Linked DNA regions of Homo sapiens: all the other regions are linked to region 4. The links are chromatin loops, found by intact Hi-C in ENCODE. Cell type or tissue: A673. All regions are shown on one strand.

Region 1 (5,000 bases), 1.0 Mb before region 4:
CAGCTTGAGATACCACTTCACATTTACTATTTAGTATGACTATAATAAAACATCTTGGCAAGGATGTAGATAAACTGGAAGTCTCATATATTGCTGATTAGCCTGTCAAATGGTAGAGCCACTTTGGAAAACTGTTTGACGATCCTCAAAATATTAAACATAAAGTTATCATATGACCCAGCAATTTCACTTCTAGATCTATACCCAAGAAATGACATATGTCTACACAAAAACCTGTACATGAATGTCCATGGCAGCATTTTTATTAATAGCCAGAATATGGAAACAACCCAAATGTCCATCAACTGATGAAGGGATAATCAAAGTGTGCTATGTCCATACAATGGATATGAGGTTATCAGAATTTTGGTTGGTTAAAAAATAAACAAAAGCATGTAAAAAAAATAAAATGCTTCTTTCCTTGAAAGTTTCAATATTTTATAGATATCCATTCTCCATAATACATAAATGTAAAATGTCCCCAAACCAAAATATTTTTTAAGAAATCAGTAGAGCTACATTTAGAATTAATATGTAAAAATAAGTAGAAACAGTTCTCGGAAAGTTCTGAAAAGTAAGAATAAGGAAGAGGAACTAGTCCAATCAGATTTTAAAACATATATAAGTATACAATAATTAAAATATACAGAAAATAATGCATTGTCCAAAAGTAAAGCTAAATATATGTAAGAATTAATTTTATGATGCAGATAGCATTTTAGTCATTTGAGACAAGAGGCAACCAACAAATCAATTTTTTAAAATTAATAAAGCTTGAATGCTGCTTTATTTCTAGTATTAAAATAAATTCCAGGTAATGGGTAGAATTTTTAGATACTGAAAACAAAACCATGGAAGTTTTTAAAATAAGAACAAGAGGCTTTTGCTTTGTTTTTATGACAATAATCTTGCAGTTGGAGATGACTTTGTAAGACTAGCAAAATAGTGCATAGAAGGAAAAGAAAATGATACATATGCATATTAAAATATATAATAAAAAGTCAAATCAATTTTTAATATTTTAATTACCTGTAACAGAGAACTAATTGTCTTATTATAGAAATAACTCTTACTAATTAGTAAGAAAATGACTCATACCCTAATAGAAAATGGGAAGTCAAATGGATTTTATTTTTAAAACATTCTTATCTTAACTCAAAATTTTCAAATTTCCTAAAATGCAATTTAAACCCATAATGAGTGCACTCTTTTCACCTATGTGATTTGGAGATACCTGTCAGGTAGAAGCAACTGTCCTCTATGGAAGCTGAAGTGGTCGCATGCATCCTCTCCTCACTCAGAAAACAAGTGACTTCTGCCAATCAGGAGCTGGCTCCCATAACTTTATCTCCTCAAGTTGATGTCACAGGGTGGTAAGGCAGTTTAGAGATGTTTTGTTTCATTGTAATGACTTTAATGAATGAATTGTTGTGCTGAAACCCTTCCCTAGCATTCCTGCTGCCCAGCCCTCTGGAGTTTAATTGATTCCTACTTATCTTCAAAGTTCTCTCCCAGGTTCCATTCATCTCCATGAGGAAAATACGGCCCCTCGATGCACTCTTTTTTACTTTTTAAGGTAACCAGGTTTGGTTTCTGTTACTTGCAACCAAGACTTTTGAAAGATACATAAATAATCACATAAGTGTAAGGTTAAATGCGTAAGATTGTTTAATGCACAAAATATGGTTTGGCTGTGTCCTCATCAGAATCTCATCTCAAATTGCAATAGGAATTGTAATCCCCACGTGTTGCGGGAGGGACCTGGTGGGAGGTGATTGGCTCATGGGGGGCAGTTTCCCTCATGCTGTTCTCCTGATAGTGAGTGAGTTCTCATGAGACCTGATGGTTTTATAATGGCCTCTTCCCTCTTCACCCTCTCCTGCCACCTTGTTAAAAAAGTACTTGCTTCTCCTTTGCCTCCCCGCCATGACTGTAAGTTTCCTGAGGCCTCTGCAGCCATGTGGAGCTGTGAGTCAATTAAACTTCTTTCCTTTATAAATTATCCAGTCTCAGGTATTTCTTTATAGCAGTGTGAGAACGGGCCAATACAGCACAAAACACAAAATTATTTGTTTATAATAGCTGAAATTTGAAGTAAAAACTCAAATTCCATCAATTTAAAAAATTAAGAGAAGATAGAAAAAGAAGATAAACCTTATTACTTTGTAAAAGAAGAAAAGACAGACAATTTGGAAAAAGGAAATATCAAACTTAAAGGTTTCATCCAACATATTTAACTGTAACCTCATCTGATGTGTAAACAGACAGTAACCTACTCTATTAAAAAGAAACAGTCTCAGCCCATCACCAGCAATCAACTGTTGAAGGCAGATTCAAATTAACTGAAGGCTCAACTGTAACCCATCCAGCTGTTTCTGTAGCTCATTTCCATTTTCTGTAAATCACTGTTCTTTATCTGTCCCTAAAAGTTGTCTGACCACGTGACAGCCCTGGGGCCACTCTAAACGTATTCTGGTTCTGGGTGCTGCCCGATTCTACGAATCAGTCTTTGCTCAGTTAAATTCTGTTAAATTTTATTAGTCTAAGCTTTTTCTTTAAACAATATCCTAAGTTCAAAACCTAAGAGGTCATTAATTATGTGACCTTAAGTCGACTACATAACCTAACAATAGCTCATTATCTTCAGACTGTAAATTAGAAATGAGAAAGTTCAACCTCTTTGTAGTGATAACCCATGCAATTCAGTTTTTTTCTCCAAGGCAAGTTAACAACAATTTATTTTCACCCTACAAATTGCATCTTCTAATCAGAACTAGGTAATTATCTCGAAGTTATATTACTATAATTCAAAAAAAAATCATTTCAATTTGGAGGAGCTACAATTCAAGGGATTTGGGGGCTAAGTAAGGAAAATAATCGACCACGAGGTGGCAGTAGCGCACACAAGCTTTATTGAGTGTTGCTTTGACAGGTTTGCATGCAGGCAAGTCCTTCATAGCAGGCATCTGGCCAGAGGCTAGAGGCAGTGGGGGTTTCTACTCAGAAGAGGAAGAGGGAAAGGGAATTCCTGGGGAGAGGAAGATCAGAAAGGAGGCTTACCTATCTGAGTGATGTCTGCTCAACAGCACCAGAAATTATTCTCATCTATGGCTACCAGATTTTTACCATCGTATGCAAAGCAGTCAGGTTCTAAATGGCTAAAATGTGCTTGTTTGGGCTATGTTTAAAACCATCTGCTATATAAAAATTTCAGTTATACTGAAGAAGTAAGCAACCTAGGGGCCAATTCACAAAAGTCATCTTTGACTCATTTGTATATAACAAATTTTAGTGGGATTATATGCCTTATCTATATAAAAGTAAAACTGTATTAGAACCCACTTTTGCATAATTTCTGTGTTCTTTGGTAACTTTGAGGACAGAAAGAAGAGTTAGCTAAAACAGTTGGAAATACTTTTATAAGGAAGCCAATGTACTTTGGGACTTGGGCAATGTCCCAGTCCAAGACCATTCAGGCATACGAAACATCATACCTACTCTCAGGGCGTTCTTCAGTCTATAATTTATCATTACAATTCACACAAAATGATTTACAGTACTTCTAAACCTGCTCACACAGATTAAATGTGTTTTTAAATATCATAAATGAGAAATTTGAAAGATTCCCCTTTGCTTATCTACAGCCTTGGCTGCCAAAACCTGCAACTAACTAGCACCAAGTAAGTTTTCCTGACTCTTTCAGGTATATACTAAATGAAGGTGATACTCTTGGAACAAAAAGAACAGGAAAGTCATTACAAAAAGTTCTAGCTATCCAAGAATATTGACTCTGATCCCTTGAGCTATAATGTCATATCTTAAAAGAAGAATGCTTTGGAAGGAATATTCTGAAATTCATTCTGGTTTTATTTGAATATTAAGCCTTGTCTCAGATTTCTCTGCAATTTTTACATGTCTTGTCTTTTGTCTAAATCATCTGGAGATGTTATCTTTTCTTTAAAAAAAAGCTAATGTAAGCATCTGGTAAAAATTTAAATATTATAAAGAATATACAGTGAAAACTTAGTCTTCCTTGTAAGCTTGACTTTCGAGCTTCTGCCCCAAACACTAACCCTAACACTAGCTATAATCCTAATCTCCCAGTTTCATGTACAGTATACATTCTTCCAGTAAATCCAAGCGGAACAATAATATTCACACAATGTTCTGTACCTTATGATTTTCTCTTGAACAAAGACATACACGTAGTATTTAATGTGGTATGCTGTTTTATTGATGTATCACATTTTCTTTTACTAGCCCTAATTAATAAAAATTTTGTGGTTTCTGTTTGGTGCTTTAAATGGCACTACTATTGAAATCTCTGTGTTATTCCATATATGTGTAGGTGTCAGACGTGTGTGAACCTGAGCAACTCCATCTTAAATAGTAGTTAGGTAAAATGAGGCTGAAACCTACTGGGCTGCATTCCCAGATGGTTAAGGCATTCCAAGTCATGGGATGAGATAGTAGGTCAGCACAAAATGCAGGTCATAAAAACCTTGCTGATAAAACAAGTCACAGTAACAAAGACGGCCCAAACCCACCAAAACCAAGATGGCCACAAGAGTGACCTCAGTTTATCCTCACAGCTATACACCCACCAGTGCCATGACAGTTTACAGATGCCATGGCAACATCAGGAAGTTACCACTTATGGTCTAAAAGGGGGAGGCATGAATAAACCACCCCTCGTTTAGCATTTGCTCAAGAAATAACCATAAAAATGGACAACCAGCAGCCATTGGGGTCATAAAGAAATAATCATAGAAATGAACAACCAGCAGCCCTTGGGGCTGCTCTGTCTATGGAATAGCTGTTCTTTTATTCCTTCACTCTCCTAATAAACTTGCTTTCACTTTACTGTATGGACTTGGCCTGAATTCTTTCTTGTGTGAGATCCAAGAACCCTCTCTTGGGGTCTGGATCAAGACTCCCTTCCTGTAAAGTAAGTATATAATTTTTCTCAACAAAATATATGGTACATTTTATGTTCCTTG
Region 2 (5,000 bases), 1.1 Mb before region 4:
TCACAGAACCAGGAAAAAAACTAATCTAAAATTCATATGGAACCAAAAACAAAAACAAAAACAAAAACAAAAACCTGAATAGCCCAAGCAATCCTAAGCAAATAGAACAAATCTGGAGACATCATACTACCTGACTTCAAACTATGCTGTAAGGTAACCGAAACAGCATGGTACTGGTACAAAAACAGACACATAGACCAATGGAGCATAATAGAGAACCCCAAAATAAAGTCACACACCTTCAACCATCTAATCTTCAACAAAGTCAACCATAACTAACAATGGGGAAAGGACTCCCTGTTCAACAAAGAGATGTCCCTATTCAACACTGCATGTTCTTATTTATAAGTGAGAGCTAAATGTTGAATACACATGTACTCAAAGAAGGGAAAAAATAGACACTGGAGCCTATCTGCGGGCAGAGAGTGGGAGGAGGGTGACGATAGTAAAACTACCTATCAAATATTATGCTCACAATCTGGTTGACAAAATCTTTTGTACACCAAACCCCAGCAACATGCAATTTACCCATGTGACAAACCTGCACATGTACCCCCTGAATGTAAAATAAAAGTTAAAGAATAAAAAATAAATAAATACAAATGACCCCTTTCATCAGGGTTGTGCAACCATCCTGCAGCTGCTGTGAGTGATGACTGCTACATGCTCAGAGACACCCCCTTCTCCAAGGAATTGACCTCAACTAGTGGTTCTCAAATTTTATAATGAATCAGAATCACCTGGGGGGCTTGTTAACCCTCATAGATCTGGACCCCATTCTCAGAGTTTCTCATTCAGTACGTCTGGGGAGATTTCTGAGAACTAGCATTTATAACAAATTCCTAGGTGCTATTGATTCTGCTAGTCTATGGGTCACTTCTTGAGAACCACTCTCCTAGACCAAGCTAAATCCTCCTGACCTAGAGGTCACAGCAACCCCTTTCCATCCCTCCTCTCCATGGAGGATTATACCTGACTGACAGAGGGCAAAAGGATAATTCCCTTACTAAGAGTGAGATCAACTCTGTGGAGCAATGCATGCTTCAGAGCTCCCCATGGTGTCTGGCTGAGGTTAGACCCCACCTGAGACCACAGGCTTGCTCAGCCCCTCCTGTTTCCCTCGCTGCCCTTCTCCAAGGAGAACCATCTTCAATAAACCATGTCTCAGCCTTCACTTCAGAGTAACTCAGCCAAAGACACACACACACACACACACACACACACACACACACACACAGTGGAAATACAGGAAAGAACAAAGAGCAAAGTTATCAACTTTCCCTAGACAGACAGGAATATGAATTTCCTCAAAGGAGGATTTGAAGGAGCTTTCTAGAATGAAGAAAGCCTATTTTCCCTTGAAGTCATGAGCACAGAAAGATGTATCCTGTAAAAATCTTAAAAGTTTATCAGCATCATTTTTAACAAGCCTCGGAAGCCCAGTTGTACCTGAGGCCTGCGAGTACTTGGAATTGCTCTATCTCTAAGGTGCTAGGCTGTCATTTCATCTAATGAGACAATCTGTATTTTCTAGGACTTTACACAGTAAGACTCTATAAATTCTGCATCAGGCAGACTGTGGAGCCATCTCTTAATGGCCCCAACAACTACCATTCCACTGTCTGGAATCTTCCAATATGAGATAATGTTGATAAACTGTACAGCTTTCTGCCAGCAATAAAACCAGAGAGCAAACAGAGTTTAAAGGCTGCAAGTAATTTCATTGCAGGCAAGGCCAGAGGACAGAGAATGGAAAGAATGAAGAGGTCTCAGTGGCCTGTTTCTAGAAATGGGCTATGGGGTACCACATGCCCAACTCTCTTCAATCAGTGTCATCTTTGTAAATCAGAATTAATGGGCTCACCTCTCTTTCTCGAGCAGGTGGCAGTGCCCTCCTTTGTGGGCTGACATGCCTAGAGTAGAGGCTGATGCCATCTGGACTGCTGCCAGGTAATCACATTGTTGCTGAGATTGGACCACAAGGCAATTAGCAGGGCTCTCCACAGTAGCTTTGTGTATGCCACAGCCCTCCTCATCAGTCCCTTCCTCATGCCTGACATGACAATATGCACTTGGCTACAATAATAATGAAGGGATGCAATGGACCAGTCCATCTGGTATGTTAGTAAAAATAAGACCAAGAAGGTCTCTGAATAGGTAACGGCACCAGTCAAAAGTAAAATGATAGTACTTGATGTCCAACGTCTAATTGAATATATTTCTAGATTTACACATTTTTAACAATAGGGGGCGTCAGGTCTCTATGTTGTCTGTGGTATTTATTGTGCTTCTTAAAACCCTGATTCCTTTCTGGCTTCATCACGTAGTTCCACAAGTGAAATTTGCACATGGGTGCTGTTACCAATACCTTTTATTGTCCTTGAGTAAGGTAAATAAAGACAAATCTGGCTGACAAAACCACAGGAGATTTCATGTATAGTATAGTTTCCTCAACACTGTAAGAGCAAGCACATGAAGGATCCCGGTTTATCTTTTAATAATAATTCTGAACAAGCTTATAACAAGAAAAGGAAATGCTCTTCCCACCTCAATTTTATTATTTATTTCTGAAAATAAGAAAATCCTTCATAGTCTGCATTACATTGGGAGAAGGGAATTTTATCTGAAAGTTGATGCAACCCAACTTTCTATTGCGGCTTTTCATCTCAAAGATATTTGCCTGCAGGAGCTTCCTGTTTCTCATCTTCCAAATGCAACATCTATAGCGCCAAATATTTAAATTATATTAATCTTACTTGTACATTGACTGAGAGAGAAATAATTCGAGGCAGTGGAAGCATGTTATTGCTGGATATGAAATGTGGAATGGAACATGCTTTCACTATTAAGTCCTGGAGCCTTTTGACTGATACTTGAATATTGAACTCAGAAAATTCTCAGAAAACATGCAAGAAGGGATAAGAGGCCCATCTAGAAGAAAGTTCCATATTTAACATGTTAGCAGCCTATTTGAAATATAATCTTGGGTAAAGATGCATAACATGTAAAACCTCACTGTCTGCCCATTTTTACACTATTATGTAAATGGCTGATACTTCTTTAAAGAATGAAAACTTTAATACAGTGGAATCAAACTATAATACTGGCCCCATCAAAGGAGGAAGCATTAGTTTACTGGAGTCCTATTTCAAAAAATTCAATTAAAGTCTTTGGCCAAAACAGTTAAGCCCAAAGACAATTTAGTGACCACGAGGAAAAACAGAAGCTGTTCTTCTTAAAAGTTAGTTATTTTTCCCTCCCCACCCTCCTTTTCAAAATCAAACTCCAATTATTTTTTCCTGTAGTTTTTATCTGGCAGGACAGAGACCTCAGAGGTGGAATGACAAGGCCACACTGCTTTCTGGCACACCTAGGTAGGTGAGCAAAGCAGTCTGAACATTCACCTCCTGGGATGAGTGATGAAGTGATGAGTCAAAGTCTTCTCTTTGGAGTGACTTCATTCCCTCAGGTTTGGGTTCTCTGACCTATGAATCCCACAGTGGAAAAAATCAGCTGTCACCACCAACTCTTGACCCGGCTTTCCCCATGCATTTTTTTCTACTTTCTGGATCATTGTATTCAAGTGTTTTTTCTTAATATTACATATCATTTTCTCACAGGCAATCTCTCAGCGCACTAAACATCACTAAAATGTTTATTACAGTAACTTTTCTATCACCATTTTAGGCAGTTTATAGAGGATGACTTGTGCTTTATGTACACTATAAATGTTATATATTTGCTATGAACCCAACAAATTACATTCTAATTTCAAATGTTTACACACAGCAATCCAGAATGTTAAACAATAATTTTCTGCCCTTTGAACAGGAAGTAGAGTCATTATAAAAAGTCTCATCTAAATGGAAAGGATAGGCTTCTGGAATGTTAAAGATTTTGTGTGAGTAATCTCTGAAACAAGTGATGGTTGTAAATGTCATGTAAAAGAATATTCAGCTTGCTTTTGGAAGTCCATTTTGGTTATTTTCTCTAAATATTTTTCATGCTATTTTGTTTTATAAAAGAGTGCCTTTTCAGAAGTGGCTCTTTGCTGAACGAGGAGCATCCCTTCCCCTTTCTGTTAATGGAAGATTTTGCCATCAGCTTGGAAACAGCCAAGCATGTGGTGATTTGTGTCGGGCAAGGTAAATGTTTCTCATCCACATCCCTTCCTAACTTCTGAGTGGGTCTAGGTGAAAAGGACCTGCCATTGTTTTCACCATTTGCAAGGTTCTCTTTATTGGAAAATAGAGAGCTGGTAGAATTTGTGTTGGGGGCGATTCTTCTTTTTGAGAGGATGATAGCATGACTAAAATTATGGAAGCATAAAAGCTGCAGGTTTTCTATAATGGGCACTGCTCAGTATTATTAATAACCATGCACAAGGCACTTTTATGTTGGCAAGTGGCTTCAATCATTTTTATCACGTAATAGCTGCAGAGGTTCAGTGAGCTCTTCAATCTCTTCACAAGATTGGGTCCCAGTAACTTGTAGAGTTTTAAGGCTGGGAGGAAATTCCCAAGACTTATTCAAGAAATATTCTTGAATTATTAATTTAAGAAATATTTTATATGTAAATACATACACATATGCAAGCACACACACACACACACACATGCATGCATCAGTGTATATCCTAGGGATATGACAATGAGATAAACACAGGCCCTGAATTATCTCATTTAATCTTTACCATAATCCCATGAGAAAGACTCTATTATAATAGCCTTTTCAAAGATGAAGAAAATGAGATTTGGAAAAGTTAAGGGATTTATCACTACGATAATAAGTGGCAGAACCTGGACTCAAATCTAAGTGTCTGATTTTAAACCTCACACTCTTTAGGTGAATATATTTGACAAGAGACCACATGTCAGAGTCAGGAGGAGGCTCTGTGCTCTTCCAGATGATCCCTTACCCAGAGACCCAGAGTCAGTACTAGTGATGGAAGTGGAAGCCAGCCTTTTGCAAACATCTGCTAGAGATGAGGTTTCCATGGT
Region 3 (5,000 bases), 780 kb before region 4:
CACATAATAGGCATTCAAGATACTATGATTACAAATTAGTTAGTGCCCATGAAGTGTTTCAAAACTTTTACAAAGTATCTCATTTATTACCTCACAACCAGAAACAGGTATGTCACTGTCTCCTTTATACACATGGAACAACTAAAATTCAGTAAGGTCAAGGAACTTGCCCAAGGTAACACAATAAATACAAAGGCATCCACTGTGCCTCATTCTCTCTCCAGGAAATATGTATTATTGTTGCCTACAAAAGTACTCTTTTGAGAGATGAGGCAGGACATAAAAAGGTCAATGAGAATTGAATACTGTTGATTTTTTGAATTTTATAGCCGGTCATAAGAAATTTATAAGTGTTCTGATTTCTTTATGCTGTATTTATTTTCAAGTTTCTATACTCCATGCAGAGAATGTATACTAGCAGTTCAAAGATTCTAATAAAGGAGCTGCCTAAATAATTATAGCAGCAACTAACACTTACAGCATGTTTCTATGTGCTGAGCAGTATTCCATGACTTTTACTGGTAAAGACTGACAGAGTCACTTTATCTCTTTTCCTCTTTTTGTCCCATTGTTTGCCATTTCTCCTTGTGGATATGCCTGGAGGAGGTGAAGTTTTAACAGCACAAATTCACCATTCTCACGATATAGCTCAATAACTGATTTTCATACTATGACAATGAATCAATGAGAGAATATTAAATTATATTCTGTATTTGATGTTTTACAAGGCTGAGATTTGTATTTAAATTGGTCAAAGTAAAGCACTCGCTCTCCTGGAGGGTCCAGTTTCAATTGTACAGGTAATCCATGTGTATGTGATCATGTGTGTAATTAGGCCTTGTTATGCCAGTGAAGTTGATAAACTATTATTTACCCAGCTCCTACTAGGTGTAAAAAAGTCTGCTAAAAATTGTGAGATGCAAAGATAGATTTAGCCCTGTACCTGCCTTTAAGAAATTTATAATCTGCTAAAAACAAGGAGTTACTCAATTTAGCTTTCCAACTACATATTTTCTTTGTTTTTCAGTAAGTATGCTAAGCAGTGACTTCCAAATGAGTCATTATAGGATTGTTCACTAATTTTCAAGATAAAGGGTTAAATTAGACTAATTCATTATTTAGGGAAAAAAACCCACAACTATCTCCCATCCAGTAAGATAAAGAGAGTAGTACCCCACAAAAAAGAATAGAAGCATTTACTCAAAATCCTCAGTCAAAAGTTAGTCATTCTCCTTACTGATAAATACCCATCAAGAATCTGATAATTATCCCCCAAGAAGTGAACTTTGAGAATGAAGTTAGTCATTATCTTAACCTCTTGTTACACACACTTGAGAGTTAGAAGCAACTTTCCTCTGTCTTTCCTTGAGAGTTCAAGTATTGCTCTCCTTTTCCAGACCTTTCTCCAAGGATGGCACAGAAGAGATTTCGAGGGCAAAGACTATAGCCAATAGCAAGGATAGTTTGAAGGGGCAAAAAGTGAGGTGCACTTTTATGGTGTATGTGCGGATAAGGGGGTGGAAGCAGAGTAAGAGTTTGGCCTGCTCACATCTGGAAGGATGGGGCCCAGAGGCAGAAGCTGAGGCTAAGAACAAATTCAAAGAAATGCAGGAGAGCAAGAGGTCCTCTGGTGGCTGGGCCGATCATTTATAGATACCATCTTGTGTTTTATTCAGAATTGGGAATAGACCAGCCCCCTGTGTTCTCCTGGAGGAAATGGAAAGAACCATGTAAATGCAGATATTTAAAAGATTTTTCAGTAATTTAGAAGTGATACCTCATGATTATTTATTAAACCACCTCTTGCTTTGCTCTATGTCAAAAAGGGGAAAGAAGTCAAGGTCCAAAAGCTGAGAATCCCTGAGAAGGATGCCAGGAAGGCTTGTCAGGGCTAGAACATTGATCTGTCCCTTGGCAAAGCCTCTCATGCTCTCCCTATGCCAGCAGATGGTGCAATGCACACCTGTGACTCTTGTCATAAAACAGCTCTCTGATGTTTTTATTACAAGAACTTATGTGACTCTTTACACACCCAGGTGTCATTGTGGACCAATGTCTTTTGACTGAGCTGCTCCTGAACAATACAGTGCTTTTGGTATAAAACAGGAAGCCCCTCCATCAGTCAGAACAACACACCAGCCACCTTTATTCTCTAAAGGTTTTCTCCTTTTGAGAAACTCATCTTACAACATGTGATGAATTACTGCTTTAAACTTGTATATTAACCAACAAAATGAGATTCAACCCTTTACTAACAAATCTCCTAGCTCTCTACCGCCCACTTTTCATGATCTGTTCCTCCTCTGTGTTCACCTTGATGTCTCTATCAGGCTACACACCTGCACTCCAGCACTTATCCTAGGGCCTTGAAATGATATGAGAGTCAGGCTGTAAGTTCACCAAGGGCAGGGATTGTGCTTTGTTTATCTCTGGGTCTCTAGGACCCGCCAAGATGTCTAGAATACAATAGGAAATGAATGCATGTTTCTAAAAATGTAAATGTCTTCTATAAATGTCTTCTAATCATCTAAACCCAGAAAGGTGTATTAATTTTTCAATTGCTTAAAATATTAACTATTTATATTATATTCATATTATCATATTTTAAAATGTGTTTTGAAGGCATAAATTTAACCAAAAAATCTGAGCTTGTGTGCTGTGTCTACATGAAGAACACAAGTGTTTGTGGACTCTGTGTGCATTCACAAGCATGTATGTATGTGTGCTGGGACGTAATGTTAAAAGTATTTCTTAAAATGGGTCTGTGTAAAAAATGTTGCAAGAATAGATGACATCGTGTTTTCATATCTATTTGAAGAAAAACTTGCAATATACATAGCTCATGTCTTGATTATCAAAGTCAGCAAGAGAGAATATGTGCTGTGTGGGGTTCCCGCTGTGAAATCCAAACATTATCTGTGAAATTCAAAGACTTTATCATTTAAATATGAGGATTGATGCCTCTGATGAAGATAGAGCATCTTAGTTAAAACAAACAAATGATTATCTTGGACAACAGTGTAAACAAGACCCTAATTCATGAAGCTGCTAATTGCTCTTCCCAGCTGCAGAAGATTGGCCTGCACTCCATCTCTCACTACTCACACTGTGAGTAACATTTGTACACTCTCTCCTGAAATTCAGCACAGCACAGGTCCAGCCTTACACATCAGAGCCTGGGGGCCAAAAAGGGGTCAGTTCAGAAAAGAACCTAAAAGGCAGCTACTTAAAGGAATTAAGTGCTTCATTTTATAGACATGTATTTACTTCTATGGCTGTGCTGGCATTAAGCTCATATTTAAATTACTTTATTTCCTCACAAGGCTTATGGGTATGTCATCAGGAGAAAAACCTTGGCACCAGTCTTTGTAACCAAGAGAAATTGATATTGCATATCATTTTTAGATTTTGAAAGTAAATCTAAAAATTGGTACCTGGATAACGATCATCACAAACTCCCAGAGTTGTTCATATTTAATTCCACTTAAATACAGATATCTTAACTCATAGCAAGCAGATAATAGGTATCATGTTTTCATACATTATTTCATGTACAAAATGCCAAAAAGAACACTTTACACATAGTGTTTTTAATCCTCACTACAACGAATCATTCACTCATGGAGGGAAGAAGAAAGAAAGAGAAAGAAAGAAAACGGTTCAGAAAGGATAAAATTCCCTGCCCAAAGTCAAACTGCATAAAAATTATTCAAACACAGTTCTCAAAAACCCATGCTTTTTCCACTGCCTGCCATCACCATGCCCAATCTATGAGTCTGGAATGTGTTCACCAAGAAGGGAATGCAAGACTCACCTATATAATCATGGGTACTGATTAAAGAAAGATGCCAAACCATGTAAAAACTGTATCTTTTATCACAAGAGAGTATTATTCCAGTTATCACTATCCAGAAATGTGCAATTACTTTTTATCAGTAATGTTGCTTCAGATATCCCACTAACATACAAAAGTGCATACTCAACATTTGATTCTCTAGTAATCTTAAAACTGAGAATCAAATTAACTATAGAAGCCCCTGTTACTGTAGAGTGGATGCACGACCACTGGTCCAAGGCCCAAATGTTGTCATATCTGGGAGAGCTATTTCTAAGGTTTATGGAGCCTCACCTCTACCACCATGCTAGGATTCGGGCTTGGAGATTACTTTGAGGAATGAAGCAGACCAGAGGCTGTTGGAACCTCAACCCACAGCTGCCTTTAGGACTAAGTCAACTGAGACTATCTGCATGGACTCTGAAGCTGGACATCAAGGGCTTGAAGACTGACTCCACCACTGACTCTGAGAAAGTTACCAAATGTGTTTGTGCCTCAGTTTTCTCATCTGAAAATGCAAATAATAAGGGTCCCTACCTCAAAAGTGGCTGAGAGGATTAAGCACATTAATATACATAAAGTACTCAGAAAAGTACTTCACACAGAGTTGCCATTATAAGTGTATTAGCTATTAACTCGTTCACTGAGAGAAACATATGCATTTTTTCAACAGATGTTTATTGATATCACCTGATCAGATCCCTGGCTAGAATTAAACTGCCAATTCTTCTGGAGACCTGATCTTCCAGACATTTCTAGAGACCTTAGTGTCTTTAAAAATTATAGCTACTTCAGAATGGTATGGGCTTCCTTCAGAAGCCACTGGGCTCTTTAAGTTGTGAATGGATGGCAATTTCTGAGGGCGTGTACATATATGTGGGAGGTAACTGGATGAAAGTTCTAGGCTGTCAGTTTTTCACAGTTAGTCTAAATGAGAGGAATAAACGTGTCCATGAAAATCATTTTTAAAGCAGCAAAGTTTACAGGAAAGGATTCTAAGAAAAATACCGAATGAGAAAATAGGGGAAGGGTACCAGGGGTAACACAGTTAAGGACTATGTCAGTCAGATTTTTCCAAATTCCAAAATTTGCCTAGGATCTCTGCCTGGAAAAAATGGAATTAGTACCATTTTTGAAGAATGATTCTCATAGAGATCATATCTTC
Region 4 (5,000 bases):
CACATTTTTAGGTATTTGTTATGGCAACACCCCACTTCTCAGCACCAATTTCTTAGTCCATTTGTGCTTCTATAACAGAATACACAGACTGGGTAATTTATAAAGGACAGAAATGTATTTCTCACAGTTCCGAAGGATGGGAAGTACAAGATGAAGGCACAAACATTTGCTGTCTGCTGAGAGCCTTCTTGCTGCGTCCTCTATATGACAAAGCAGAAGGTAAAAAGGATCTTTGCTAGTTCCCTCAAGCCCTTTTATGAGGCACGAATACATTCATAAGGGCAGAGCCCTCATGACTTAATCACTTCCCGAAAGGCCCCCTCCCCATAATACCACCACAACCGGGATTCGGTTTTAACACATGAATTTTGGGAGACATTGAGACCATCATATCAGCAGACCATCAAAAACACATTTCTTTATAGTTGGAAGGAAACTTTGACATCGTTATGTCCAGCACTAGATGCTATGAAAAAAGTAAAGCCCGTCTCCCAAGACCAATCTAGAAAGGTTCGAAAATTCTAGATTTGGTGCACAATTTTAAGCAACATATGAAACTCCCAATGTCCATCCATGAAACTCCAGTGCGGTCCATGGAACTTAGATAATGAATTTTTTTTCTATGAATAATGTTTAATAAGAATGGGAGGAGAAATAAAAATTTCTTTGACCAACAAATTTCTCAAAATATTTTGTCAGGGGAAAAAATATACTGTAAAATTTACTGTGTTCTCAGCAACTATTTTTGCTTGGCTAATATTTTCAGAGATCCAGGCAGATGAATAATTTACTTCCAGAAAAAATCTATCATTTCCACATACAATGCATTTGTTAGTGTATCCAGGGCTTTGGGCTATCTTTTTGGCATACTGCATTTACTCTAGCTGAGAAGTAATTCAAATATAGCATATTTTGAATACTAGGTACTTCACTAATCCCTTCATGCTGAAACGATGATAAACAAAAAAAAAAGTTCTGTGGCAAGGATGTGAATTAATATCACCCATACATAGTGTAATCAATAAACTTATTTTAATAGCTGCCTAAGAATAATTGTTACAAGCGTATTTTGCTTTAAAAATTTTCTTAAATTTTTAAATGAGGCAATTTAAAATAATTAAATACACTTTTCTTACATAAAGTTTTCTGTGGGTATTAAAATTTCATGGTTATGAAATAATATGAAAAACAGTACAAAAATGGAGTATGCCAAATTGTGTGTACAGAATGATTACCAAGACAAAAATGAAACACCATGAGATTAAAAAAGAAAAAAACTAGAAAAAGTACCCCAAAATTATATGTGTTATGGAAAATATAACTGGGAGCTATTTTTGTAATATTCTCCACTTACCAATTTTTCTGTCACAAGATTTTACCGCTTTTATAATAAAACAAAGACGTTTTAAGGAATAACCATTTTGGGCAGTGATACTGAATTTTTCTCTAGACATTAAATCAAATAGCAGCTACAAAAGTTACTCTGTGCCAGGGCCCAAACTAAATATGCTGAAATGTTTTACCTGCTGAATTTTCAAAACATTCATATCCCTCTTATGCAAAAGAGGAAATTTATGCTTGAGGTAAGCAAGAAATTCAGTAAGAGGGAGAACTGGCAAAAATGCATGTTCCTTTTCTCCATATTTTTCGTTTTTGGAAACTAACCCTATACTACTTTGCAGTCAAGATGAATGTTTTTTCCTAATCATGGGCTGTATTATCCATACAGCAACAAGGATCTCAGACAGTGTGGGGAAATGTTGAGGGAAAAGGTGGAGAGCAGCAATTGAGACTCCTGAATACTTTACCCTTCATACTGTTCTGTCTAATATGATTGATTAACTGCTGATGCATGCGTAAAACTTGCCATAAAAGCCACCATTCCAAAATATTATACAAATGTTAACATTATAATAATCATACAATTCTTATCTCCATGGATTCTTTTTGTATTTTTTTTTCTTTTCCTGTCTGCTGCCTGAGGTGGAAAGAGGAATAAGAAGAAACAAAGTCAATAGTATTGAGTAACTTTCATGTACCAGGCCGTTTAAGGGTTTCAATGTTTACATATATTTGTGGAGAAACAAAAAAGTTTGATAATATATGATAACTTTTACAAGGAATTTTTAAAATTTCTTTCTGAAGAATGGTCTACATTAGGTTTATAGCCACATTTACATAATATAATATAAGATGCATAATTGTATGCATAAATCAACATATTTACAGCATAATTGTGAGGAAGTGGCACACCCAGGTGGCATTCTGACTCAGTTAAAGGACAAAGCATATTTGTAATGGACAGTGAAGGCAAGCATATGTAACCTTAGAAAGGGAAAAAATATCAAAAGAAAAAATGTCATCATCTGGTTCATCCTTTATTTGTCCCTAGGGTTTTCTTTTTCCCTTGGTATTTTACATAGGAGAGTATTTTGAGACCAGGCTTGGGGGATTTAAAAGCACTTTTGCTCAGAATGGAGCAGATATCATCATGTGGAGCACTATTCCCTCTTGCCTTACTCTTCGTAGAAATAAAAAATAATAAAGGAAGCTTAAAATATCTGACATTCATCAGCAAGGCTACCTGGATCTATCTTGTGCTTTCTGAGAGAAAAAAAAAAGAAAAGGTATGCAAGAAAAGCATTAGTATTTTACCATAGGAGAGCTATTTACTTGAAAATTATAGCCTGTTTTTGTGGATTTCATGGAAAATCAACACACAAACTTAGCCTAAGCCTCATTGTTCTTTCATGACGGTGATACATTGAAGCACCATTGTCTGGCTGAAACATATACAACCACCATTTGCATTTATATTTGAGAAATGGTTTGTCTCCTACTACAGTTTCCCCTTTTTAATAATTGCACATGTGATTTTTTTTCAATTACTGTTCTGTTTGTCATTTTGGAAGTCCTCATTCTTTGTCCTTAGGTACCAGTTGGTGGTGTTTTCTGGCTGGCCTTGCTTACTTCTCCATCTGTCATCAGCATTAATCATTTTATCATGAATTTTAGGGTAGCTCTGTCTGCAATATTTTAACTTCTACTCCCCCTCCTGGCCCCTCATCTACTTTGCAGCTGCAAAGCAGAACTGTATGGAGTATGTGGGCCAACATCATATCTACGGATTGGCATCGTGGACAAAAACATAGAAAGGACAAAGTTAATTCAGCATTACCCTAGAATCTAAAATATTTTAAAAATGACTTCTGTCTTCTCTGTCAAGTTTCTTTTAATTATGTTATTCAGAATTATTTTGAGGGCCAGTGTGAAAGGGGTACAGTAGGCATTTTTGCACTTATTTCTAGACTGTTTTGCACACACAGCAAGAAAAATGTGATATTAACCTGCTTTCCTATAAAATAATTGGTGACCCACTCAGAGAAGAAATTTTGCATAAGTTTACCACAAGTCTAACTATATGTTTTCATTAAACTCTTAGTTCATAGTTGCAGGACACTATAGTTCAAATCATTGAAAGAAGATATCAGCCAAAAGTCATTTCCATTTAGTTTAAACAATTGTTTCATGATATTGTTGGTTTGTTTGTTTAAATAAAAAAAGGCTCTTCAACATTTGGCCAGAGAGGGTGGTCAACTGAACTCCACCTTATAGACCCACCAAGCACATCATATCCCCAAAACTTTCCCATGGAACACATGTTCCTCAAGATATTCTGCCAAAAGGACAACAACAACAACGACGACAACAACAACAAAAGTACTTCTTTATTAGTTATGCTGAACGTTATACATTTCTCTTGAAGATAAAAAGAACTTTGTTATATTAAATACATATATCATATTTTTGACCTAACACCTAGAGTGCCCTATAAAAGTAATGTTTAATGAAATATCTCTTGGTTAGGGCCAAAATCAAAATTCTTTTCTTTGGTATCAGAGAAACAAATCTTAGTGACAGTTATCAAACAAGTGTCTCCAGGGACTCATGTTTCCATTTTTATATCACCACACTGCATCTACCTTGCAGTTTTACTTAAGTAAATAATCATGAATGGATAAATGCATAAGCAACTGATTAGAACCTGAAAATACATATTTTATCTGAAAAAAGTCTTGAGTTATTGGCTCATCACATTGGAATTTTTGCATCATTAAAAAATCCAATAAAGTACACTGTAATAAAGAATTTAACAGAATATCATTGTTTATTCAAACTATTTATCACTTATTTTATTGGTAAGCCATACTAAATTCTAAAGCATGTTTCTGAAAGTTTATGCATCATCCCCCAAATACTTGTATCCTAACTGAGTACTTGGATCTGCCTTATATTTAGAGTTCACAGAGTTGCAAAACCTCTGAGTAGGGCAGGGGATGTTATGGCTAAGATAGGCGAATGTTTCATTGTACAGATGCAGTAAGTAAGCCTCAGATGGCACAAAGGATTTGTATGAGGTCACAAGGATAAATTTTCATAGAGGCGTTTCATACTTTTTTCAGTATATTCAGCAGTATCAAGAACATTTAATAAGAAATTTGATATATTAATTCATTATATTTATATCAACACCTCTCTTAAAAGCTAATTTTTAGATAGAACAGATTCAAAAACCTATTATCTTAAGACTTAATGGAAAGGAAATTTTTCTTACTCATTAATTGGCTAGACTCCTGTGCAATTTGCCAAGAAACGATACTCAGAAGGTCTAGTTTGCAAAAGAGAATCATTTAAAGTAATGAGTGGGTGTCAGTGAGAACTTGTGGGTGTAAAGGTGAAAGTGAGCCACCAGCCAATGACAGACTCCTCAGTACTGTGTGACCTAACTTCATCAGACAAATGTCACTATGCATTGCTTAAAAAGGACACATCTGACCCTCAAATTTTACCTTTAAAGGATTAGAAAATAGTAAGGTAAGAAAGTGGTTTCAATATGAATATCACAAAGTGTAAGCTTTAAATAAATATATTATGCAAAAGAAAGAGCAGCTGTTTACTTCAATAAAAAAGTAGACTGCATAGTTATATGACAATTAGGA

Evidence for each region. A loop is a pair of places that touch in the nucleus more often than their neighbours do. Peaks named below come from ENCODE experiments on the same cell type or tissue, not always from the same donor. Only the 100,000 strongest peaks of a DNase experiment are listed, where the experiment ranks them.
Region 1: it touches region 4 in a loop (5-fold over the local background); 5 of 110 quality-filtered maps call a loop at or near these places.
Region 2: a loop joins it to region 4, with 7 times the contacts of the local background. A loop is called at or near these places in 2 of 110 quality-filtered maps.
Region 3: it touches region 4 in a loop (2.4-fold over the local background); 5 of 110 quality-filtered maps call a loop at or near these places.

Annotation. Positions count from the first base shown.
Region 1 is chr3:35,906,466-35,911,465 of GRCh38, reverse strand. No RefSeq gene overlaps it. Among named protein-coding and RNA genes, the nearest start is that of MIR128-2, 160 kb to the right of the region's middle. In A673, CTCF peaks have their summits at 2,677 and 2,890 (motif pointing right); a DNase peak (open chromatin) is centred at 2,925.
Region 2 is chr3:35,943,973-35,948,972 of GRCh38, reverse strand. No RefSeq gene overlaps it. Among named protein-coding and RNA genes, the nearest start is that of MIR128-2, 200 kb to the right of the region's middle. In A673, a CTCF peak has its summit at 2,239; a DNase peak (open chromatin) is centred at 2,282; H3K4me3 peaks cover 461 bases; H3K27ac peaks cover 955 bases.
Region 3 is chr3:35,656,946-35,661,945 of GRCh38, reverse strand. The region is part of intron 1 of ARPP21 (cAMP regulated phosphoprotein 21); the gene reads right to left. Among named protein-coding and RNA genes, the nearest start is that of ARPP21-AS1, 7.5 kb to the right of the region's middle. In A673, a CTCF peak has its summit at 1,932 (motif pointing right); no DNase peak of the experiment used is centred here.
Region 4 is chr3:34,880,982-34,885,981 of GRCh38, reverse strand. All of the region lies in intron 2 of LOC101928135 (a long non-coding RNA gene), which reads left to right. Among named protein-coding and RNA genes, the nearest start is that of LINC01811, 720 kb to the right of the region's middle. In A673, a CTCF peak has its summit at 3,053 (motif pointing left); a DNase peak (open chromatin) is centred at 3,051; H3K27ac peaks cover 558 bases.